Linked DNA regions of Homo sapiens: region 1 is linked to region 2. A link is an interaction called in ENCODE POLR2A ChIA-PET data of the cell type or tissue named here. Cell type or tissue: GM12878. All regions are shown on one strand.

The links. Peaks named below come from ENCODE experiments on the same cell type or tissue, not always from the same donor. Only the 100,000 strongest peaks of a DNase experiment are listed, where the experiment ranks them.
Region 1: POLR2A ChIA-PET joins it to region 2 with 7 read pairs; 1 of 35 experiments calls an interaction of 5 or more read pairs at or near these places.

Annotation. Positions count from the first base shown.
Region 1 is chr12:91,436,450-91,441,449 of GRCh38, forward strand. The region is part of intron 2 of LOC105369896 (a long non-coding RNA gene); the gene reads right to left. Among named protein-coding and RNA genes, the nearest start is that of LINC02823, 110 kb to the left of the region's middle. In GM12878, no CTCF peak of the experiment used is centred here; a DNase peak (open chromatin) is centred at 1,982.
Region 2 is chr12:89,820,032-89,825,031 of GRCh38, forward strand. No RefSeq gene overlaps it. Among named protein-coding and RNA genes, the nearest start is that of ATP2B1-AS1, 110 kb to the left of the region's middle. In GM12878, no CTCF peak of the experiment used is centred here; a DNase peak (open chromatin) is centred at 2,149.

The DNA of each region.
Region 1 (5,000 bases), 1.6 Mb after region 2:
CAGGAGAATTGCTTGTACCCTGGAGGCGGAGGTTGCAATGAGCCAAGATTGCACCACTGCACTCCAGCCTGGTTGACAAGAGTGAAAGACCATCTCAAAAAAAAAAAAAAAAAAAAAAAAAAATAGAGTTGTTGTATAATAAAGAATTTGTCTTTGTCCAGGATTCCTGGGAGATAACTTTTAAATCCCTGGAGTTTCCTGAATGATAGGAGTATTTTTATTATTCATTGTGGGCCCCTGAGACCACACTTGAGTTTATTGTAATTAGGTAACTCAAGGAAGGCCCCTAAATAGTTTCAACATGGAGGCTGGCCATGCCGGAAACACCAATGATTTGAGAGTTGGAACATTGAGCCACATGACATCAGTCTGACCTCTAACTTCTGGGGAGAGGCTGGAGGCTGGTGATTTGAGTTCAATCATGTGGTCAATGATTCAGTCAATCATGCTGATATAATGGAACCCCAATAGAAACTTTGGACACTGGGGCTCAAGTGAGCTACCATTTTTTGTAATAATGCACTGATGGGCCAGGAGAGTGATGCATCCTGAGGACACAGAAGCTTCATTTTTGGGACCCTCCCAGACCTCACCCCATGTGTCTGTCTGTCTTTGGTAGGTTCAGATTTGTATCTTTTACTATAATAAAAGTGTATTCATACATTCAGTGTTTTTCTGAATTTTGGGAGTCATTCCAGCAACTTATTGAATCTGATGGGATAGTGAGAACCCACAAACTGGCAGCAAGTCATCAAAATAGCAGGTGGCCTGGGCACCCTCAAACTTGTGGCTGGTGTCTGATGTAAGGGCAGTTTCATCAGAGACTGTGCCTCTAACCTGTGAAGTCTGTGTTAAATCTGGGCAGTTAGCCTCAGAATTTTATTACAGGGCTTATTGAATATTTTAGCAGATTTCAAAATTTAACTATTAAGACAAATTTAGTGGCACCTTTTTATACTTAAACTCTAGAACATTATGAACTTACATCTCATTACAACATCCATGAAAGAGTTAAATGTAGATACCACAGAAGCACTGAGTCCCTTTAAAGGAAAAAAATTAACATTATTTAGTTGCTGCAAGAAGAAAAGATAAAATTAAGAGACAGTGTTTTTTTGCGACTATCAAACTGGAAAAAAAGGCAGAAAAAACTTTATTTTAAAGAGGAGATCAAACTTCTTATAAGCTTTTATAAGAAGAATTTTAGAGATATATGGTAAAAAGGAAATAAATAAAAGAGTTGATACCAAGATTCTTTAAAATATTATATAAGTTAAAGTATGACAGAAGTTTATAATATGGCTTACTGGAAGAACATCAATTATATATTTTCAAAATCTCATAAATAGGTATGGTGAGGTCATGAGAAATTTCACTGACTTATAAATGCTTGCAGAATTTTTAAATTCATTATAGTGAGATGTAATTGTGACCCACCTGATAGATGTAATACCATTTTTCCTATTTTAGAGATTACACATTTCTAAAAAAAAATAATGCCAGGCCAAGTCAATTGCTTTTTCACACAGCTAATTTGTTCAGTAATGAAAGTAAATTGGTATGATGTATACTGATTTTTATGAGACAGTTTAAGTTTGACTTAAAATTTACTTAAATTATTATGTACTCTTTCAAATGTTAGTCTGTTTTTCTGGGTGACAATATTATGTTTTAGGGGGCAGGATTTAATTCAGATGAGAAGGCAATCCATTTGATATACAATCACACTCATTGAAAAATAGAAGAACATATAGAAAGATAAATCATTAGAAATACCATCAAATTCTGTTCAGGTTTTTTTTTTTTCCAGAGACTTGCTACACATGGCAAGGAAACATGTAGTTATTTTCATCAAAGCACTTAGTATTCAGGTGTCTGTTATCTGTGCTAGAGCACCTGTCAATTCCAGAAGTCTAGTGATCATCCTGGTGTGAGGCGGGAGTGTAGTTAAGTGATTTGACTAAAAGAGAACGTTCGCACGACTCAGATGATGACTGCTGCTGTCTGTAGAGCTACTACCTCTTCCTGGATGAGAGCCTGTGGGGTGTGAAACCAGAGAGCAGTACTTCCTTGGTTCATTACCCTTTCTGGCAAACTCTGATTCATCATCTAAGGCCCAGAAAACCACACTGGCAAAAAATCACTCCATTACCTAGGTTCCTACAGCTTTTTTTTTTTTTTTTTGAGACGGAGTCTCGCTCTGTCGCCCAGGCTGGAGTGCAGTGGTGCGATCTCGGCTCACTGCAATCTCAGCCTCCCGGGTTCACACCATTCTCCTGCCTCAGCCTCCAGAGTTCCTGGAGCTTTTTAAGAGATATTCTAATATAGACATGCATCTACTTACATAGTTTGCTCTTCCAAAATGTCTTGCCTAACAAAAATTTTGCACATTGATCATATGTGTGTATGTCTGTGTGATGGGTAATTTCATGTGTCAACCTTACTGGGCTAAGGGATGCACAGACAGCTAATAATACATCATTTCTGGGTGTGTCTGTGAAGGTGTTTGCAGAAGAGATTAGCATTTGGATTGTTTGACTGAGTGGGGAAGATGCCCTCATTAACGTGGATGGGAATCCTTTAGTCCACTGAGAGATAGAACAAAAAGGTGGAGGAAGGGCAAATTTGCTCTCTCTGCTTGCTAGGAAATTCATCTTCCCCTGCCCTTGGACATCAGTGCTTCTGATTTTTGAGCCTTTGGATTGGCTTCCCTGGTTCTCTAGCCTTCAGGTTTGGACTGGAACTTCGCCACTAGCTTTCCCAGGCCTGCAGCTTGCAGCTGGCAGATTGTAGGACTTCTCAATTTCCATAACTGTGAAAGGCAATCTCTTGTAATAAAATCTCTCTCTTCATATATATATACACACACACACACACACACACACATATACACACACACACACACACACACACACACACATATACACACACACACACAATTGGGTCGGTTTCTCTGGATAATCCTAACATAAAATATGTATAAATTATATATGTGCATAAAATTATACATATATTCTACAGCTGTTAGGATAAAGGCTAACTTTCTGTAACAAAGAGATCCCAAAACATCTCAAGGTGGATGGTTGATGCTGATGAGGCTCTTCTGTTTCAAAAAGTAATTCAGGCAATCTGTCACTGACAAAGTAATTCCATCTCCTTGTTTTTCTGTGTTCTAGAGAGTTACCATTCTTGCATTGTTGAAGCTGGGTCATCCCTGTCATTGTTCCAGCCGGAAATAGTAAAGAAAGTAGAGGCAGAAGAGAGCATGCTTTTTATTTTAATGCTAAAGCTTAGAAGTGCTATTCATCTCTTCACTTAGTTATTAAACATGATCATATGAGTACATCTACCTGTAAAGGAAGTTGATATATGTAGCCCCTAATGGCATGGCTATGTGCTCAGGTCAGCTTATATGGCTACAGAAAAAGGAGAGAATGGCTTTCAGGAGAAGTTTATCAACCTGCCACTTTTATTGCATATATAATGAAATATAAAAGTGGATACAGCAAAAATCCAAAGAATAGCAACAACAACAACCACAACAAACTTGGTTTCTCAATCAGGGCCATTTTGCCCAAGGAACATTTGCTAATGTCTGGATATACTTTGGGTTGGTTCTACTGGCTTCTAGTTGCATAGAGACCAAAGACACTGTTCATCATCCTACAATACACAGGAGGACAGCCACAAAAACTACCTGGCTCAAAATGGCAATAATGTCAAATTGAGAAAATCTACTTTATATTTTTCATATTTTCAAAATATTTCATGTCATTTGGAAAAAATGACATAAAAGTTGTGTGAGGAGAACATGTTAGAGTTATTTATATTGGCTCACCTGTGTCACCCCTGCTTGACTGTAAGCAACTTTATATTAGAAATCTTATTTTGTTCTTGTGTTTATTACAGGGCAATTATTTTATTTTATTTTGTTTCATTTTATTTTATTTTTTTTGACAGAGTTTTGCTCTGTTACCCAGGCTGGAGTGCAGTGTTGTGATCTCAGCTCACTGCAACCTCCGTCTCCTGGGTTCAAGTGATTCTCATTCCTCAGTCTCCCAAGTAATTGGGGTTACAATAGCTAGGATTACAGGCGCCTGCCACCACACCCAGCTAATTTTTGTATTTTTAGTAGAGACGAGGATTCACCATGTGGGCCAGACTGGTCTTGAACTCCTGACCTCAGCTGATCTGCCTGCCTCGGCCTCTCAAAGTGCTGGGATTACAGGTGTGAGCCACCACACATGGTCTATTTCATGTTTCTGAATAAGTAATAATGAGCATGGAATATCTTTTTGGTGCCTTTTTCTATACTAAACTTTGTGGAAATTGCTTCGAAACACATGAACCCTGTTCTCAACGTCCTTGTCATTGCTTTTATTATTTCTCCGTCCTTGTCCTCCCAGATATCAGTAATAGTGCTACTCATTTATCTCACATTTGCTGAGATATCTGTATTTGAATGTTACTTCCAACACCACAGCCACATCACTTCAAAAATCCAACATATAAAAAGGAACGAGATCATGTCCTTTGCAGCAACATGGATGGAGCTGAAGGCCATAGTTCTAAACAAACTAGCACAGGAAAAGAAAAACAAATACTGCCTGTTCTCACTTATAAGTGGGAGTTAAACCTTGAGTACACATGGATACAAAGAAGAGAACAACAGACACTAGGACTACTTGAGGGTGGAGGATGGGGGGAGTGAGGATCGAAAAACTACTGATGGGGTACTATGCTCATTACCTGGGTGAAAAAATAATCTGTACACCAAATCTCTGCGACATGCAATTTACTCATGTAACAAACATAAACATGTATCACTTGAATCTCAAATAAAATTTAGAAAGAATTAAAAAAAAAAAAGGGAAGTCCAACCTAGAGACACATAGCCTTGCCCGTCACATTAAGAAGTGCCTCCCTTCACTTACTTTTCCATGAAAGAGTAAGCAAGCCAAAGCAGGAAGCAGTTCTAAATCATTAACTTCTTAACAACT
Region 2 (5,000 bases):
AGCGAGACTCCGTCACAAAAAAAAAAAAAAAAAATTTTATTATAGAAAACCTCAAATGTGCATAAAAGTAGATAGGAGAGTATAATGATCTCTATGTACTTGTTGTCTATCTCCCACAGTTAGCATTTTGCCAATCATGCTTCATTTATTTCTCACTTTATTATCTACTCACCGCTCACCTCCACTTTTTTGGCTATAGTATTTTAAAACAAATCCCACAAGTCGTTTAATTTCACTCATAAATACTTCAGTATATATCTTATCAGATAAAGTTTTTCTTTTGGTTTTAACATCAGTGCATGCTATTATCAGTCTCATAATAATTAAAATAGCAATTCTTGGCTGGGTGTGGTGACTCACTCCTGTAATCCCAGCACTTTGGGAGGCCGAGGTTGGGGTGGATCACCTGAAGTAAGGAGTTCGAGACCAGCCTGTCCAACATGGTGAAACCTGTCTGTACTAAAAATACAAAAATTAGCCGTAATCCCAGCTACTTGGGAGGCTGAGTCAGGAGAATTGCTTGAACCCGGGAGGCAGAGGTTACAGTGAGCCGATGGAGTCATTGCATGCCATCCTGGGTGACAAAAGTGAGACTCTGTCTCAAAAAAAAAAAAAAGCAATTCTTTAATATCATCTAGTATCAATGCATATTTAAATTTTTCTAATTATCTCAAAGATTACTTTTTTAAAAAAAGTGAAGTCTGTTAATAAGGATCCAAATAAAGTTCACATATTAAAATACATTGAATTGATATATTTTTTAAGTTTCTTTTAGTCCAGTTTCTTCTCCTTTTTAAAAATGCCATTCCTTTGTGAAATAACCCAGTTGTTTTATAGATATTTTATATCTGCATTTGACTAATTGCTTCCTCATGGTGTCATTTAACCTGTTTCCTGATTTCCAATATTTTCTGAGAGATTGGTAGTTGAATTTAGAAACTTGATATAATTCTGGTTCACTTTTATGTGTTATTTATTTTTTGACAGCCATATTTCATAGGCGATACTGTGCATTCTATTGTGTCACATCAAGAAGCACATGCCTGATTGTCCCACCTTTCATGATGCTGAGCTTGATCAATTGGTTTTCATAGTATCAGACTGATCCACCTATTGTAAAATTCCCTTAATGGTTTCATCATCCATTATAAACTTTTTTTGTACTTGCAAAATAGTGAACCTCTGATTCTATTATTCTTTTTGCACTTGTTAGCAAGAATTCTTCTATGAAGCAATAACTTCCCAGGCTGGGCACAGTGGCTCACGCCTGTAATCCCAGCACTTTGAGAGGCTGAGGTGGGAAGATTGTTTGAGGCCACAAGTTTGAGACCAGTGTGGGCAACATAGTAAGACCTCATCTGTAAAAAAAATTAAAAAATTAGCCAGGCATGGTGGTGCATGCCTGTAGTTCCAGCTACTCGGGAGGGTGAGATGGAGGATTGTTTGAACTTGGGAGGTGGAAGCTGCATTGAGCCGTAATGGCACCACTATACTGTAGACTGGGTGATGGAGAAAGAAACTGTCTCAAGAAAAAAAATTTTAAAACCCTAAAGCAATCATTAAATTTAATGTCTATATTATATTTAATAGTAGGAATATATAATAATTTATGTAATCATTATTTTCTTTCAGTTGCTGATAGTCTTTGTTCTTTTGTTATTAATATATATATAAAGCCAACATAGACAACTTCGTACAAATTCATCCGACCAAATGTCTGATAAATTCTGAAAAGCAGAATTATAAAGTCAAAGAATGTGAAGGTTCTTACTATATCTTGTCTGGGTCAATATTATTATTTAATATATAGCCGTTCTTTAATTGTCTTCATTCTTGAGATAGAAAACTTATCTGAAGTTGATGGCCATTTAACTGTTCTTTCTTTAGAATAACTTTTATTGAGTACAACTCTACCCATAATTAGCATGATAATACCTGAGGGATTGAGAAAGCTCAGCTGGCAGGAGAGATTCTTGATGAGTAACTTTCCATAAAAAGAAGTAATATGCTTCTCATAGTGACTTTTGAGTAGAGTATTGTCTGCTAAGTAGGTGCTGTGAAATCATAGCCAGGAGTCCTATCAGCCTCCTGGTTTACTGGGACTGCTCATCATATCTTAGTTTGGTGGAGACTACTGGAAAGACAGAAAAGGCTGCTATGCAAAACAGTACTTGAAGTGAAACTCAGAGGAAGTTACATAGACACTTGAAAACTTTTGCTCAAAAAGAAGCAGTTTGTTTTTTGCTTGATTCTCTTAGAAAGACTATATATTGAGATACAATTTGTATACCACAAAACTCATCCATTTTCATTGTAGCATTCAATGAGTTTCAGTGACTTTATATAGCTGTGAAATCATCACCAAAATCATGTTTTTGGAACACTTCCATTATTTATGTAGTTTAAAAAATAAGATTATCATAAATCTCAATGAATTCCTTGCTTTTGATATAGTTATTTTATGTTCACAATGTTATACAATCATCATTTGTTATTTAATTCCAGAATATTTTAATCACTCCCCCAGAAACCCCCATATTCATTAAGGAGTGACTCATTGATGGACTATTTAAAGAAAATGTGGTACATATACACCATGGAATACTATGCAGCTATAAAAAGGAATGAAGTCATGTCCTTTGCAGCAACATGGATGCACTGGGAGACCATTATCCTAAGCAAATTAACACAAGGACAGAAAACCAAATACTGCGTGTTCTCACTTATAAGTGGGAGCTAAACATTGAGTACACATGGACATAAAGATGGGAACAACAGACACTGGGGCCTACTAGAAGGGGGAGGGACAGAGTGTGGAGTGGCCTAAAAATCTTTCTATCCTGTACTATGCTCACTATCTGGGTGATGGAATCATCCATACCTCAAACCTCAGCATCATGCAATATACCCATGTAACAAATCTGCACTTGTACTCCCTGAATCTAAAGCAATAGTTAAAATTAAAAAATGAAACTTAAAAATAAAGCAATGGAACAGCATCTGCAAAGTGACAATGAGGAAAAGAAAATGGACCCAAGAACATTTATACACAGTGAGGTTGTTATTTGTTGCCTTTTTAAGACAGTAGGCATACATGAAATAATCAACAGACACACAATCTGTTCTCTATATCATGCATATTCTTCATCTGCAGGTTCCAGAGATTAAATTTTATTTATTTATTTATTTATTTATTTATTTATTTATTTATTTATTTGAGACGGAGTCTCGCTCTGTCGCGAAGGCTGGAGTGCAGTGGCACGATCTCAGCTCACTGCAACCTGTGCCTCCTGGGTTCAAGCAATTCTCCTGCCTCAGCCTCCCGAGCAGCTGGGACTGCAGGAGCACACCTGGCTAATTTTTTGTATTTTAGTAGAGATGGGGTTTCACTGTGTTGCCCAGACTGGTCTCGAGCTCCTGAGCTGAGGCAATCTGCCCGCCTCGGCCTCCCAGAGTGCTAGGATTAAAGGCGTGAGCCACCATGCCCAGGCTAAATTTTTTAAAAAATAAACATAACACTACAATCATAAAAGTAATATAAAATAAAACAAATTAATGTAGTTATTAATGAAAGTCAATTTTGGATTATAAGAGACCAGATGTTCCAAATGTATATAAATATAACACAAAAATTTTGAAGGCACACATGTTTATTGATAACTCGCAATAAATGCTCACAAACTGACAGCTCTACTATGAAAGTTATCATAGCTTCATACGATGAAGTAGGTGCAGAAATTTCACCTACTGAAATTTCATCAAAGACATATGATGCTTTGAAGTTTCATATATACCATGGGGATAGCTTTTTCTTTTCCTTTTTTTTTTGGGGGGGGGGGCGGGCAGGGGTAGCTTTTTCTTAACAAAAATATCCTCCTTCCCCAGAAATGAAACTCATTGACAGTATCAACCGTTCCACAACAATTTTTTTCTTTTCAGCCTGAGATTTCCACATTAACTTGGATTGATCATGAAACTTCTATTTTTCTAGAAAATAATTTACTTTTTCAAGATTTTACAAGCAACTAGTAAAGAGTTTTGCATAGTATACTGCAGTTAAAAATATTCTCTGCAATTATATCTCCTTTGCATTACTTATTTTGTACACTTCTATACCTTTTATTATATCCATAAGAAATTAGTCTGTTACTATTTTTTGAATAATTTTGAATTGATTATTAATTTACTTTTTCTTATTTCTATGTTCTAACTTCTTTAATTTGGAGTTTAGTTTTCATTCTTTTATTAAATAAATTACAGTAATAAATTTACCTTGTGGTAATTTTGATATGATAGGTTCTCATTTTCATTATTTACAAAGTGTTTATTTTAAAAGTTTTGGGTTGCTAACCTTAATTTTTAAAAATAGAAGACATTTAAAACAATCTAAATGCTGATAGCTTGGAAAAAGTAGGTTTTTCCAACTTTATATAATGTGTTAAATAAAGTCTTGAAAAGATTCTATGAGAGTTTTCTGGATCCTCTTAAAAATTTTGTTTATGTAAATTTGTTGTGCATTATTAAACATTTTTGATAAGGTAGAAAATGACTAAGCAGAAGACAGAATATCTGTATTCTGCTAAAATACTGTTGACATTAACATGGAATGTTCTTTTAACATTCCAATGCATGGCTATATTATAATTTATTTAACTGTATCTTTATTGATAGATATTTAGGATGATTTGGGTATTTTAGTTTTATAAACAATAAAACTGTGAATATCTTTGGATGTATATTTGTGACTTGTCTAGTTTATTTTAAGGGTTAAAACATGAATTATTGGATGCCAGTAGAGTTGTTTTCTATTAATAATTAGTTCTGGTATTTGTTTTTACTTTTGTGCAATGATAATTATAGTAATTATTTAAATAATTTCATGTCTAACTGGATTTAATGCTCATTGTCAGCCCCACCTCTTTTTTTTTTTTTTTTAACAAGGCTTGTGGTTTCTATATTTTCTGATTTGCCTCTGTGTTGCCTCTGCATATGAATGAGCC